2 separate regions of the Homo sapiens genome follow, and region 1 is linked to region 2. A link is a contact called in ENCODE Hi-C or POLR2A ChIA-PET data. All regions are on one chromosome and are shown on one strand. Each heading gives the region's core, a stretch centred on a gene start or an enhancer-like site at or near the end of the contact. The rest is flanking DNA. Distances are from core to core; before and after follow the strand shown.

What was found. A loop is a pair of places that touch in the nucleus more often than their neighbours do. ChIA-PET counts read pairs that join two places held with the same protein, here RNA polymerase II (POLR2A). Pooled maps may share reads with other maps.
Region 1: a loop to region 2 is called in a map of gastrocnemius medialis, with 5 times the contacts of the local background. The contact joins the promoter of SLC25A33 here to the enhancer-like site in region 2. A Hi-C loop is called at or near these places in 9 of 168 maps with a recorded cell type or tissue (B cell, HepG2, K562 and 6 more), 7 of 37 single-sample maps with no recorded cell type and 19 of 50 pooled maps. POLR2A ChIA-PET finds 5 or more read pairs at or near these places in 15 of 52 experiments (A549, BJ, HEK293T and 9 more).

The regions. Positions count from the first base shown.
Region 1 is chr1:9,534,156-9,541,051 of GRCh38, reverse strand. It overlaps SLC25A33 (solute carrier family 25 member 33), which reads right to left and starts at 1,587. Exons shown (of 7, transcript NM_032315.3): 1 at 1,305-1,587. The coding sequence starts at 1,360. RefSeq lists enhancers at 732-861, 1,528-1,822 and silencers at 932-1,291, 1,312-1,831.
Region 2 is chr1:9,498,931-9,505,602 of GRCh38, reverse strand. No RefSeq gene overlaps it. Among named protein-coding and RNA genes, the nearest start is that of SLC25A33, 37 kb to the left of the region's middle. Within about 2 kb of position 2,187, at least 6 of the 41 ENCODE cell types and tissues checked have a DNase peak (open chromatin) inside an H3K27ac peak, as active enhancers do; they include gastrocnemius medialis and right lobe of liver, where a contact is called at or near this core.

The DNA of each region.
Region 1 (6,896 bases), core at 338-2,837, 36 kb before region 2:
CCAAAGATCGCACCACTGCACTCCAGCCTGGGCGACAGAGGAAGACTCCCTCTCAAAAAAAAAAAGGAAGTCTCAATGGAGACATGGAGGGAAGGGTTGCAAGGGAATGAATGACAGGGAAGAGATGAATGAGAAACTCTTCCAATCTATGAAGACCCACCGAAGTTTTTGGTTAAAGTAACCTGGTGACTGCCCACAATACAAGTACAAAAAAAGCTCAGGGACGCTTTCATCAGTCATCTTCCAAGATAAGTTTCTCAACCATTGTTTGTTGTAAGGAACATATCCAGGTAGGAATCCAGGCTGCAACTACTCAAGCCAAGATGATCATCCCAGAATAAACTATTTTATGCAAAATATCCTACACTCAAAAATTCCTGTGCCAGGCCGATGAGGTCCTCAAATTAATACTCCAAATATCTGTAAGACTCCGAAAGGACCCCAAGCCACCGGCTGTGATAAAGGAAAAAAGAAAATTACTAATACTCAAAAATATTTTACCTTCTATTCTCGGCGGGAGGTGACAAGGGGAGGTGGCGAGGGGTACCATCTCCCTTCCTAACCGCAGAACTCAACCTCCTAAAAATGCATTGTCTCCGCTGGAAAAAAGGTGCCTGACCATAGACCTAATGCAGCTTTCAAAACAAGGAACACCTTACAATTCTGCGGTCTCTGGCGTTGGAAGCGTCTACCAGCCGGCGAGAAGTGTCTCAACACACCTTCCAGACCTCATATGAGTTCGGGTCCCTGGCTTAGCCACCCCGCGTGTGGCCGCAAGCATCACCGTTCACCAGCACCACCCAGGCCTTGCTGACGTCCAACGTCCGCAGACCTTTTTGCCCGTCCGGATGACCTCCCGCGCTGCCCTGAGGAACCTCGGGCACACCCGAGCATCAGCGATCCTACCACGGGCTCTGAGGCGCTGCGCTTCGGGAGAGGCCCCAGGAGAAGGGGGCGGGGGAGGGGGGGCCGCGCCACAGCGTCCAGGCTGGACCGCCGCCGAGCACCACTCACCGGCCACTGACTCTTCAGAATGGGGAAAAGCTGGGGACGCCGCGGGGAGGACGGGCGGCGGGGCACAGCCGCCCTCGGGGCTGCGGTCAGGACGTAGGGGTGAGGAAGGCCCGACCCCCTCCCTCGGCCCTGCCCACCAGTCCCCGACGCCGGGACTTCCTCCTCCCGAGCGCCGGCGCCGTAGCCCGGGGAAGGCCGGTAACCGCCGCGGGAGGCTGGGGCCGCGCCCGGGGCGAAGGCCGAGGGGACCGCAGGCGGTGGGGCGCGCGCGGCTGGGCCCGGGAACTCACCCGCCGGCGAAGAGGTGAAGCAGCGTGTTCTCCTTCTGCTGGCCGCCCGTCGCCATGGCCGCGCCGGCTCCGCGGCCCGTCGCCGCCCGGTGGCGAGAGCGCGTGGCGGCTCGAGGGATGCGCGAGGTCGCCGGGTCTTGTCTCCCCGCTGCCCTCAGGGGGCTGCCGGCAACGCCTCCATGCGCGCGCGGGCTCCAACGCCCGGCTCTGCTCGGCCCGCGCCTTCCGCGGCGTGGCCGCCGGCGCCTCACCGGCCTCTGCGGCGCGAGCCCGGCGGGGAGCTAGAGCCCGGCGCGCGGCCGTCACGTGGCGGGGGCCGGACCGTGACGTCACGGGCGCGCGAGTCTGGGGCGGGGCGTGACGGGGGTGTGGACCCAAATTTCGAGCGCTCATTGGTTAGGACGCGGATGTGGGCGGGGAGGTTGCGCAGTTCTGGGGCGGAGCCAGCCCCGAGCGAATGACTGGGGAGAGGGGCTGGCCTAGGCCGGAGCGTGGAGGCAGTGGAAACTGGCTGTGACTGACTGGTCCTCGCTCCTCAGAGAAGCCTCGCGAGGCCCTAGGCCTTGCCTTATTTTAAAAGTTTACTTTGTGATATTTACGTGTGCAAAAGGTGTACAAATTACGTGTTACATCTCACACCTCTGTACTCACCACCCCGTTTAGGGAAACAAAAACATAATCTAAAAATCTATAATCTAAACAGCCTTAGATAATCAGTGAGGCCCTCACGGTGGCTCACGCCTGCAATCTCAACACTTTGGGAGGCCGAGGCGGGCGGGCGGATCGCCTGAAGCCAGGAGTTACAGACCAACCTGTCCAAGACGGCGAAACCGTGTCTCTACTAGAAATACAAAAGTTAGCCGGACGAGGCGGCGCACCCCTGTCATCCCAGCTACTTGGGTGGCTGAGGCTGGATAATCGCTTGAGCCCGGGAGGCGGGGGCTGCAGTGAGCCAAGATCTTGCCACTGCACTCCAGCCTGGACGACAAAGCGAGACTCTGTCTCAAATAATTAATAATCATTATCATTATGTGGATTTTTGATCTCCCTATAAGTAGTAGTATATGCTGCGTATATTTTGCAGTATGCTTTTTGCTTCTTTTCTGATCATCTCCAGCCCAGACCTAGATATCCAAACTGCTTCTCTCAGCCTATGTCACTGGGTCATTGTCATACTCAACCTGACATCTTCTAATCTCCAGGTCTCCCCCAGATGGAGACTTTCCTGGCCGCCTTTGCAGCGCAGTCTGTCACACGACTATAGAACCAGGGCTTCTGCAGTTAGTTTGTTGATTTATTTAAGTTGTCCTTCCCATACAGGAATGTAAGCTTCAGGAGAGCAGGGACCTTATTTCTTTTGTTCACAGTTGTTCCTGACACAGTACCTGCCACCTAGTAATGCCCAAGGAGCTAATGAATAAAGGTCCCAAATTGAACTTATCATTCTTCCCCTCCCCCAAACCTGCTCTACCTCTATTTCCTGTCCTGGCAGTGACACCACTGACTGCACAGGCACCAGTGCCAGAAGCTTTCCTGTTACCTTGGACTATGTCTCTCTGTCTGTCTCTCTCTCAGCAGACCACCATTCACCTGCAGAACGTACCAACCCTTTCTCTTCCGTCTCTCAGAGCTCCGGAAAGCTGTACCTTGACCAGAACAAGCAGTTAGATGTCCTGTGTGTAAACATAGAGAGCTTAAGTAGGAGGGAATTGTGTGGAAACGTGGGAGCTAGCCAGCCAATCTGTATTTGATTGCTGGGACTCTTTAAATAAAAACAGCTCTTAGGAGCAGTCCTCCAAAATGCAAATACAGTGGTTACTATTAAAGCCATTGCTCCCAGGCCTAGGAGAAGGGGAAGCCATACTAGGGCATGAGATATCTGAGAAAAAGAAGTAAAGAAAACCCAGCACAGTGGCCCACTCCTGTCATCCCAGCACTTTGGGAGGCTGAGAAGAGTGGATGACTTGAGTCTAGTAGCTCAAGACCAGCCTGGATAACGTGGCAAAACCCTGTCTCTACAAAAGAAAAAAAAAAGTAAAAATAAATAATTTTTTATTTTTATTATATGTTTTTTTTAATTTTTATTTATTTATTTTGAGATGGAGTCTTGCTCTGTCACCCAGGCTGGAGTGCAGTGGCACGATCTCGTCTCACTGCAACCTCTGCCTCCCGGGTTCAAGCAATTCTCCTGCCTCAGCCTCCTGAGTAGCTGGGATTACAGGCATGCACCACCACACTGGGCTAATTTTTGTATTTTTAGTAGAGACAGGGTTTCACCATGTTGGTCAGGCTGGTCTCAAACTCCTGACCTCGTGATCCGCCCACCTCAGCCTCCCAGAGTGCTGGGGTTACAGGCGTGAGTCACCGCACCTGGCCTATTATTTTAAGAGGAGGCCTCATTCTGTCACCCAGGCTGGAGTGCAGTGGCACCATCTTGGCTCACTGCATACTCCACCTCCCAGATTCAAGCGATTGTCCTGCCTCAGCCTCCTGAGTAGCTGGGATTACAGACATATGCCACCATGCTTGGCTAATTTTTGTTGGTTTTTTCTTTTTTTTTTTTTTTGACACGGTGTTTCACTCTTGTTGCCCAGGCTGGAGTGCAATGGTGCGTTCTCGGCTCACTGCGACCCCCACCTCTTGGGTTCAAGCGTTTCTCCTGCCTCAGCCTCCCGAGTAGCTGGGATTACAGGCGCCCGCAACCATGCCTGGTTAATTTTTGTATTTTTAGTAGAGACAGGGTTTCACTATGTTGGCCAGGCTGGGCTCGAACTCCTGACCTCAGGTGATCCGCCCGCCTTGGCCTCCCAAAGTGCTGAGATTACAGGTGTGAGCCACCACGCCTGGCTTGAACCTGCTATTTTCCCTGACTAGGATGGCCCCCTTCCTAGACTTCTAGAGCTCCTCTGACACCAGCTCAGGCATTGGCCATGGCCATGTACTGGGTATACAACAGAGATTCCAATAGATAAAAACCTTTAATGAAACATTGGCAATCAAATCCAGCAATATAGAAAAAGGATAATACATCAGGACGAAATGAGAGATGCCCAGGAATTAGAGATTGGTTTAACATTCAAAAAATCAATCCATATAATTCAGCATATTAAGAGAATAACAGGGACACATGTTCCCAGGACCTCCTGGGGCTGTGTCAACAGCAAAAAAAAAAAAAAAAAAAAAAAAAGGAAAAAAAGAAAAAAAAAACAGTGAAAGAGAAAGAGAGAATAATGGAAAAAAACCTGATGACCATGTAAATTGATGCAGAAAAGCATTTGAAAAAACTGAACACCTATTCATGAAAAAAAGCTCTCAGCAAACAAGGAACAGGAGGGAATTCCTCTATCTGATATAAAGCGTCTACCCCAAACCTATAGCTAACATCACACACAACATTAAATAACTGACCACCTGCCCCTAAGATTGGCAATAAGCAAAGATATTTGCCGTTACCACTTACTCAATGTTGTGCTAGAGGCCCTAGTCAGTGCAGTAAGGCAAGAAAAAAAAATGTGTAAAGATCATAAAGAAGTGAAACTGTCTTCAGTCATAGATGATGTAACTGTTTACTAGAAAATTCTAAGTAATCTATATAACAACTACTAGAACTAATTAGTGAATTTAGCAAGATCACAGGAAATAAGGTCAATATACAAAAAAAAAGGTTTTGCTAGCAGCAATTTTAATATAAAAATTTTAAAAATTATTTTTAGGCCAGGCGCGGTGGCTCACGCCAGTAATCCCAGCACTTTGAGAGGCTGAGGCAGGCAGATCACCTGAGGTCAGGAGTTTGAGACCAGCCTGGCCCATAAGCTGCTACTAAAAATACAAAAATTAACTTCGGCATGGTGGTGGGCGGCTGTAATCCCACCTGCTTGGGAGGCTGAGGCAGGAGAATGGCTTGAACCCAAGAGGTGGGAGTTGTGGTGAGCTGAGAACATGCCATTGCACTCCAGCCTGGGTGACAAGAGTGAAACTCCGTGTCAAAAAAGAAAAAAATTATTTTTACAGGCTGGGTGTGGTGGCTCACCTCTGTAATCTCATCACTTTGGGAGGCCACGGTGGGAGGATCATTTCGGCTCTAGACTAACCTGGGCAACATAGCAAGACCCCATCTCTATTTTATTTTATTTATTTTTATTTATTTTTTTAGATGAAGTCTCACTCTGTCACCCAGGCTGGAGTGCAGTGGCATGATCTCAGCTCACTGCAACCTCCACCTCCTGGGTTCAAGCAATTCTCCTGCCTCTGCCTCACGAGTAGCTGGATTACAGGCACGTGCCACCATGCCTGGCTAATTTTTCTGTATTTTTAGTAGAGACAGGGTTTCACCATGTTGGCCAGGCTGGTCTTGAACTCCTGGCCTCAAGTGATCTGCCTGCCTCAGCCTCCCAAAATGTTGACATTACAGACGTGAGGCACCACACCCGGCACCCAACTCTATTTTAATATTAAAAAATTTTTAAATTATTTTTACATCCCTTCTCGGCCTTTTGGCTAAGATCAAGTGTAAAACGATTTTTATAGCTGGGTGTGATGGCACACACCTGTGGTCCTGGCTACTTGAGAGGCTGAGGCAGAAGGATGGCTTAAGCCCTGACGCTGGGCGTGGTGGTTCACGCCTATAATTCTAACACTTTGAGAGGCTGAAGATTGCTTGAACCTGGGATTTCGAAACCAGCCTGGCAACACAGATGGACCCTCACTCTATAAAAAATTTTAAAAATAAGCTGCGTATGGTAGTGTGTGCTTGTAATCGCAGCTACTCTGGAGGCTGAGGTGGGAGAATCTTTTGAGCCTGGGAGGTTGAGGCTGTTGTAAGCCGTGATCGCACCACTGCACTCCAGCCTGGGAGACAGAGAGTGACTCCATCTCAAAAAATAATAATAAAATAAATAATAAGAGCAAAGAAAGAAACCAGACATAAAAAGTATATGATTTCATTTACATGAAATTCTAAAAAAGGTAAAACTAATCTTTAGTGACTGAGAACAGATGAGTGGATGGATGCTGGGGGCCGGGGATAGGAGAGGACTGACTGCAAAGAGGCTGGAAAAAACTTCTTAGGGGTGACAAAAATGTTTCATACCCTGATCAGGGCATATACATACAATGAGAATCTTTGTTTTTGAGACATAGTTTTGCTCTTGTTGCCCAGGCTGGAGTGCAATGGTACCATCTCGGCTCACTGCAACCTCCGCCTCCCGTGTTCAAGCAATTCTCCTGCCTCAGCCTCCTGAGTAGCTGGGATTACAGGTGTCCGCTACCATGCCCAGCTAATTTTTTGTATTTTTAGTAGAGATGGGATTTCATCATTTTGGCCAGGCTGGTCTCGAGCTCCTGACCTCAGGTGATCCACCGCCTCAGTCTCCCAAAGTGCTGGGATTGCAGGCTTGAGTCCCTGCGCCCGGCCCATACAGTGAGAATTAAACTCGTTAAAAGTCATACTTAAAATGGGTGCATTTTATTGTATGTTAATTATAATGTATTTTAGAAACGTTGACCATAAAGTAGGCCAGGCGAGTTGGCTCAGCCTGTAATCCCAGCACTTTGGGTGGCCGAGGTGGGCTGATCACTTGAGGCCAGGAGTTT
Region 2 (6,672 bases), core at 938-3,437:
AAATAAAGCAGCGTTTACCACAGGCTGGGGACTATGTAGGTTAAGCCTTTTATCTATTTACACTGTCTAATCCTTGGAATAATCTGTAAGGTAGGTGCTGCTATATTCCGGTTTTGCCAGTGCAGGAGAGCGGCTCAGACTGGGTGAGTGTCCTGGCCGCAGAGGTGGCTGGTGGGGCCCTGCTGTGTGAGCAGGTGGGGCCTGCTGTGGCTCCCTCCTGGGCTCTTGCTCTTGGCCACCTGATACAGGAGCACAGAGAATGTAACATGTATAGCCACCGGCCAGGCCCTGTCCCTGAGATCTTCAATTCTGTGCACTGACTCGCACTCCAGGGGGGCCTGAGAGGCTGCGGGAGGATTAAAGGGTTACGTTCAAGCCTTCAGTGGCAAGGCCTGGAAATGATGCTGAAAGACTCTCGTGGCCCTGCCTGGAAAGACCTTTTTTTTTTTTTTTTTTTTTTTTTTTTTTAATTGAGATGGAGTCTCACTCTGTTGCCCAGGCTGGAATGCAGTGCTGCCATCTCGGCTCACTGCAACCTCCACCTCCCAGTTCAAGAGATTCTTCTGCCTCAGCCTCCTGAGTAGCTGGGATTGCAGGCATGTGCCACCACACCTGGCTAATTTTTGTATTTTTAATAGAGATGGCGTTTCACCTTGTTGGCCAAGCTGGTCTCGCACTCCTGACCTCAGGCGATCTGCCCACGTTGGTCTCCCAAAGTGCTGGGATTATAGGCGTGAGCCCCGGGCCCAGCCTGGAAGGACTTCTCTTGCAGCTCCTCTTCCTGCCCCCGCAGATCCCTACAGTAAGTACCCTGGATGGGAGAGAGATGCTTGGTGGCGATTGAGAGGTCAGCACTGGAAGTCATCCTGGAGACCCGGCCCCTCCTGGTACAGGTGTGGCATTGAGTGTGAATGGAAAGAAAATGTTGGCCCATGGCTTGATATGGGGGCATGGAAACAGGAGCGATGGTGGATGTTGAAGGCTTGGCAGTGCACAAACAGGGCTGCTTCGGAAGGGACCATGCGACAAACAGGGCCCGGGGTGTGGTGGGCTCACTGAGACCCCTGTGATGGGGAGGACCCAGCCTGGCCCTGCCCACAGCCACAGCCTCTAAGGACGGTGGTGCTTCTCCCCCCAGGCTGTCCACTTGCACCCCTCATGCCTCACCCTGGAACCCCAGAAGAAAGCAGCAGTGGTTGTTTAAATAATAAAAAATTTGGCCAGGTGCAGTGGCTCATGCCTGTAATCCCGGCACTTTGGGAGCCCGAGGTGGGTCGATCATTTGAGTGAATGAAAAAATCTCAAGAGTGAATTTTAGGTCAGGAGTTTGAGACCAGCCTGGACAACATAGTGAAACCCCATCTCTTCTAAAAATACACACAAAAAATTAGCTGGTTGTGGTGGTGCACACCTGTAATCCCAGCTACTAGGGAGGCTGAGGCAGAAGAATCGCTCAAACATGGGAGACATAGGTTGCAGTGAGTGGAGATTGCACCACTGCACTCCAGCCTGGGGGACAGAGTGAGACTTTGTCTTAAAAATAAAAAAATAGGCTGGGTGCGGTGGCTCACACCTGTAATTCCAGCACTTTGGAAGCCCGAGGCAGGTGGATCACCTGAGATCGGGAGTTCGAGACCAGCCTGACCAACATGGAGAAACCCTGGCTCTACTAAAAATGCAAAATTAGCCAGGTGTGGTGGTTCATGCCTGTAATCCCAGCTACTTGGGAGGCTGAGGCAGGAGAATTGCTTGAATCTGGGAGGTGGAGGTTGCGGTGAGCTAAGATTGTGCCACTGCACTCCAGCCTGGGCAACAAGAGTGGAACTCCATCTCAAAAAAATAAATAAAAAATAATAAAATTAAAAAAATACATAAAATAAAAACATTAATAATAAATAGGTGTGGGTCCTGGGGTGCAGGGCTCTGAGGAATGCTCATTCAAGGCAAGTGATCTTTAGCCCCGTGACCTTTCCAATGCCAGCTGGGGAGCTCATCCGCCTGTCCGGCCAGAACAAATGAAAAACAGGCACCCGGGAGTCACCTGAGCCACCACCCTGTGTTCCCTCCTCTTCTTGGAGTGAAATAACAGCCCGGCTGATGCCATGAGGTGAAACTAGGGCCCAGGAGCCGCCGGCCCCTCATGGGACAGACTGTACGGCCCAGGCTCCTCCGGGCCTGGCCAGCGTGGTTATTTATAAGCCCTGGCTGCCTCCAGTGTGCCTGGATCAGACTGGCTTGTTTGGGTCACCGGTGCCAAGTTTTTTCTTTCTTTTTCTTTTTTTCCAATAAGAATCTACGTCTGAGCATGGACGGAATCCCAGAATCAAATCACTGGATCAATACTTGGTCACCAAACACATTCGAGACCTCAAAAGCTCAAAGGTGAGGTTTTTCTTCCACCTTTCCTCTGGACAAATGCCTTGACCGTGGGAAGGAAACAGTGGAGCTCTGGGTTGGAGGGGGCGGTGCTCCCAAGAGCATCTCCCTAAAATTTGCCCCGATGGTGTCCTTTCTCAGAGATGGACATATCGAAACTTTTCTTTCTTTCTTTCTTCCTTCCCTCCCTCCTTCCTTCCTTCCTTCCTTCCTTCCTTCCTTCCTTCCTTCCTTCCTTCCTTCCCTCCCTCCCTCCCTCCCTCCCTTCTTTCTTTCTTTCTTTCTTCTTTCTCTCTTTTTTCTTCTTTTTCTTCTTTCTTTCCTTTTCTTCTTCTTTTTTTTTTTTTTTATGAGACAGGGTCTCACTTTGTCACCCAGGCTGGAGTGCAGTGGCACGATCATAGCTCACTGCAATATCCATCTCCCAGGGTAAAGCGACCCACTTGCCTCAGCCCCGAAGTAGGTGGGACTACAGGCATGTGCCACCATGCCTGGCTAATTTTTGTTTTTGTTGGTAGACATGGGGGTTTCACCATGTTGCCAAGGCTGGTCTTGAACTCCTGAACTCAAATGATCCTCCTGCCTCAGTCTCCCACAGTGCTGGTATTACAGGCATGAGCCACTGTGCCCAGCGGGAGTTTCATTTTTATTTGCAAAGTAGACTGAAGTCCCTGGAGAAAAGGCTTCAAAAACATATTTTATAGGACTTAGGGCTGTGCTGTGCTTTTCACAGGCCCTGGGTACTTTTTCTTTTGTGAGTACCTTCTCCATTAAAATTTTTTTAAAATTATATTTTATAGCCACATACGATTTTACAGATAAAATCCAAACTGGAGTCGTTATGATATGTATTTATGATTATATTCATATATATTTATTATATATTTATATATTTATTCATATATATTTATTATTATATTCATATTTTCCTCCTGATTTTATTTTTTATTTATTTTTATTTTTTTTGAGAGGGTGTCTCCCCCTGTCACCCAGGCTGGAGTGCAGTGGCGCCATCTCGGCTCACTGCAACCTCCACCTCCCGGGTTCAAGTGATTCTCCTGCGTCAGCCTCCCGAGTAGCTGGGATTACAGGTGTGTGCCACCATGCCCGGATAATTTTGTATTTTTAGTAGAGACCCACACCTGTTTACTATTAATTATTTTATTTTATTTTTGTGTTTTTAAATTTTATTTATTTATTTATTTTTTTGAGACGGAGTTCCACTCTTGTTGCCCAAGCTAGAGTGCAATGGCGCAATCTCGGCTCACTGCAACCTCTGCCTCCCGGATTCAAGCAATTCTCCTGCCTCAGCCTCCCAAGTAGCTGGGATTACAGGCATGCACCACCATGCCTGGCTAAAGAGAGGGGGTTTTGCTGTGTTGGCCAGGCTGGTCTCAAACTCCTGACCTCAAGTGATCTGCCCATCTCAGCCTCCCAAAATGCTGGGATTACAGGAGTGAGCTACTGTGCCTGGACATTTCCTCCTGATTTTATAAAGGAGTTGAAACATTTTCTCTGGGTCTAAATGTATCAGAGCCCCTGGGCCCAAATGCTGAGTCAGTCCTGGGGGTGCTGGTGTCACCCTCCCTTTGCTGTTTTATTTTTTAATCGTTTCTGCTATCAAGGTTTACCATGCTAAGTGATTTACATGCAAAATCGTGTCTCTTCCTTACAACAGGCTGTAGGGTAGGTACCCTTGCTACCTACTCTACCTACAGACAAAGACGCTGAGAAATCAGATAACTTGTCCAAGGTCATGGACAGCTGGGACTAGACCCATGGCTTGTCACACTCTACCAGCCTTATTCTTAACCTCTCTGCCTGATGCCTCTTGACCCACATTCGACTTTGAAAAAGTTTTCGCACTTGGTTCATCGGAAAAAGCCACACACAGCTGCCCGGAGGACTCTGTTAATCAGTAGCTGGTTGCTTCTGGCCCAGTGGGCAACATCAGAGGCAGAAAGTACAGTACAGAGAGAACCGCAGGCCAGCAGTTGCATCTGAACCCACGCTCTTCCTCCCAGCCCTTTCCCTTGTCTTGACTCACAACCTAGTGTCCTCAGTATCGCCCAGCACGTGAGGCAGCCGGTTCACTCCAGCCTTGACCAGGGCCATCGCGGGATCAGAGCCTCCTCTGTGAGAATTAGAAAACAGTATCTCTTCCTCAAGACCCTTGACTGCTAGGAAATTGACACCAAAAACATACAAATCTACAATGTCCAGTATGTAGGTGATGTGAATGGCTGTCTCTTCAGTGTGCAGTGTGTACACCCTGCGCACCTATACAAGGCAGCCCTGTCCAGGCCTCCAGACGTCCCAGTGCCACTGCCTGCTGTCATGGGGTTCTAATCTAAAGGGTGAGATGCCAGTCCCGGGAGAAGGCTAATGATGAAAGGTTCCAGGATAAAGGTTAATATACAAAAGTCAATTACTTTCCTAATGCCAGCAATAAAGTGGAATTTGAAAGTAAAAACATATTACCATTTACATTAGCATCCCTCAGAATTAAGGCCAGGCACAGTGGTTCACACCTGTAATCCCAGAGTTTGGGAAACTGAGGCAGGTGGATCACTTGAGGTCAGGAGTTTGAGACCAGCCTGGCCAACATGGTGAAACACCATCTCTACTAAAAATACAAAAATTAGCTGGGTGTGGTATGTGTGTCTGTAGTCCCAGCTACTTGGGAGGCTGAGGCACAAGAATCACTTGAACCCAGGAGGCAGAAGTTGTGGTGAGCCTAGTTCACGCCATGGCACTGCAGCCTGGGTGACAGGGAGAGAATCTGTCTCAAAAAAAGAAATGCCTAGGTATAAATCTCACAAAATATGTACAAGATCAGAGGAAAATGATAAAGCTCTGATGAAAGGAATCAAAGAACAACTAAATAAATAGAGAAATAATCCATGTTCATGGATAGGAGACTCAATATTGTGAACTGAGCCCAGTCAGTCAGTTCTTCCCAACTTTATATATAGATTCTCAGCATTTAACTTTGTGGATATCAACAAAACAATTCTAAAGTGTTTCTGGAGAAGCAAAAGACCCGGAATAGCCAACTCAATGAAGGAGAACACAGTCGAAGGACTGCACTACTTCAAGACCTACTCTTGGCCAGGCATGGTGGCTCATGCCTGTGATCCCAGCAATTTGGGAGGCCGAGGTGGGCAGATGACTTGAGGTCAGGAGTTTGAGACCAGTTGGCCAACATGGTGAAACCCCATCTCCACTAAAATTACAAAAATTAGCCAGGCGTGGTGGTGGGTGCCTGTAATCCCAGCTACTCGGGAGGCTGAGGCAGGAGAATTGCTTGAACCCAGGAGGCAGAAGTTACAATGAGCTGAGATGGTGCCACCTCACTGCAGCCTGGGCAACAGAGCAAAACTCTGTCTCAGGAAAAAAAAAAAAAAAAAGACTTACTCTAAAGCTACAGTAATCAATGCACTGTAGTATTGGTGAGAGAATAGAAAAATAGATCAATAGATCAATGGAATGGAATAGAGAGCCCATAAATTGACCCACATAAGTAGAGTCAACTGATCTTTGACAAAAGAGCAAAAGCAATACAATAGAGCAAAGATAGTCTTTTTTTTTTCTTTCTTTTTTTTTTTTTGAGATGGAGTCTCATTCTTGTTGCCCAGGCTGGAGTGCAATGGCGTGATTTGGGCTAGCCGCAACTTCCGCCTCCCGGGTTCAAGCGATTCTTGTGCCTCAGACTCCAGGGTAGCTGGGATTACAGGTGTGTGCCACCACACCAGGCTAATTTTGTATTTTTAGTAGAGACAAGGTTTCTCCATTTTGGTCAGGCTGGTCTTGAACTCCTGACCTCGGGTGATCCACCCACCTTGGCCTCCCAAAATGCTGGGATTACAGGCATGACCCACTGCACTTGGCCAGGATAGTCTTTTCAAGAAATGGTGCTGGAAAAAAAAAAATAGAAATGGTGCTGGAACAACTGGACTTCCACATGCCAAACAAAACAACAACAACAAAAAATCTAGATACAGACCTTACAGCCTTCACTAAAAGTCAATTCAAAATGGGCCATAGACCTAAATGTAAAACATAAGACAATCAAACTCCTAGAAGATAAATAAGAGATAATCTAGATGACCTTGTGTATGGTGAGGACTTTTCAGACGTAACACCAAAGGCATGATCCATAAAAACAAGAATTGATAGACTAGTTTCATTAAAATTAAAAACTTGTACTCTGTGTAAGTCACTGTCAAGAGAATGCAGAGACAAGCCATAACCTGGGAGAAAATATTTGCAAAAGACATATCTGATAAAAGATTG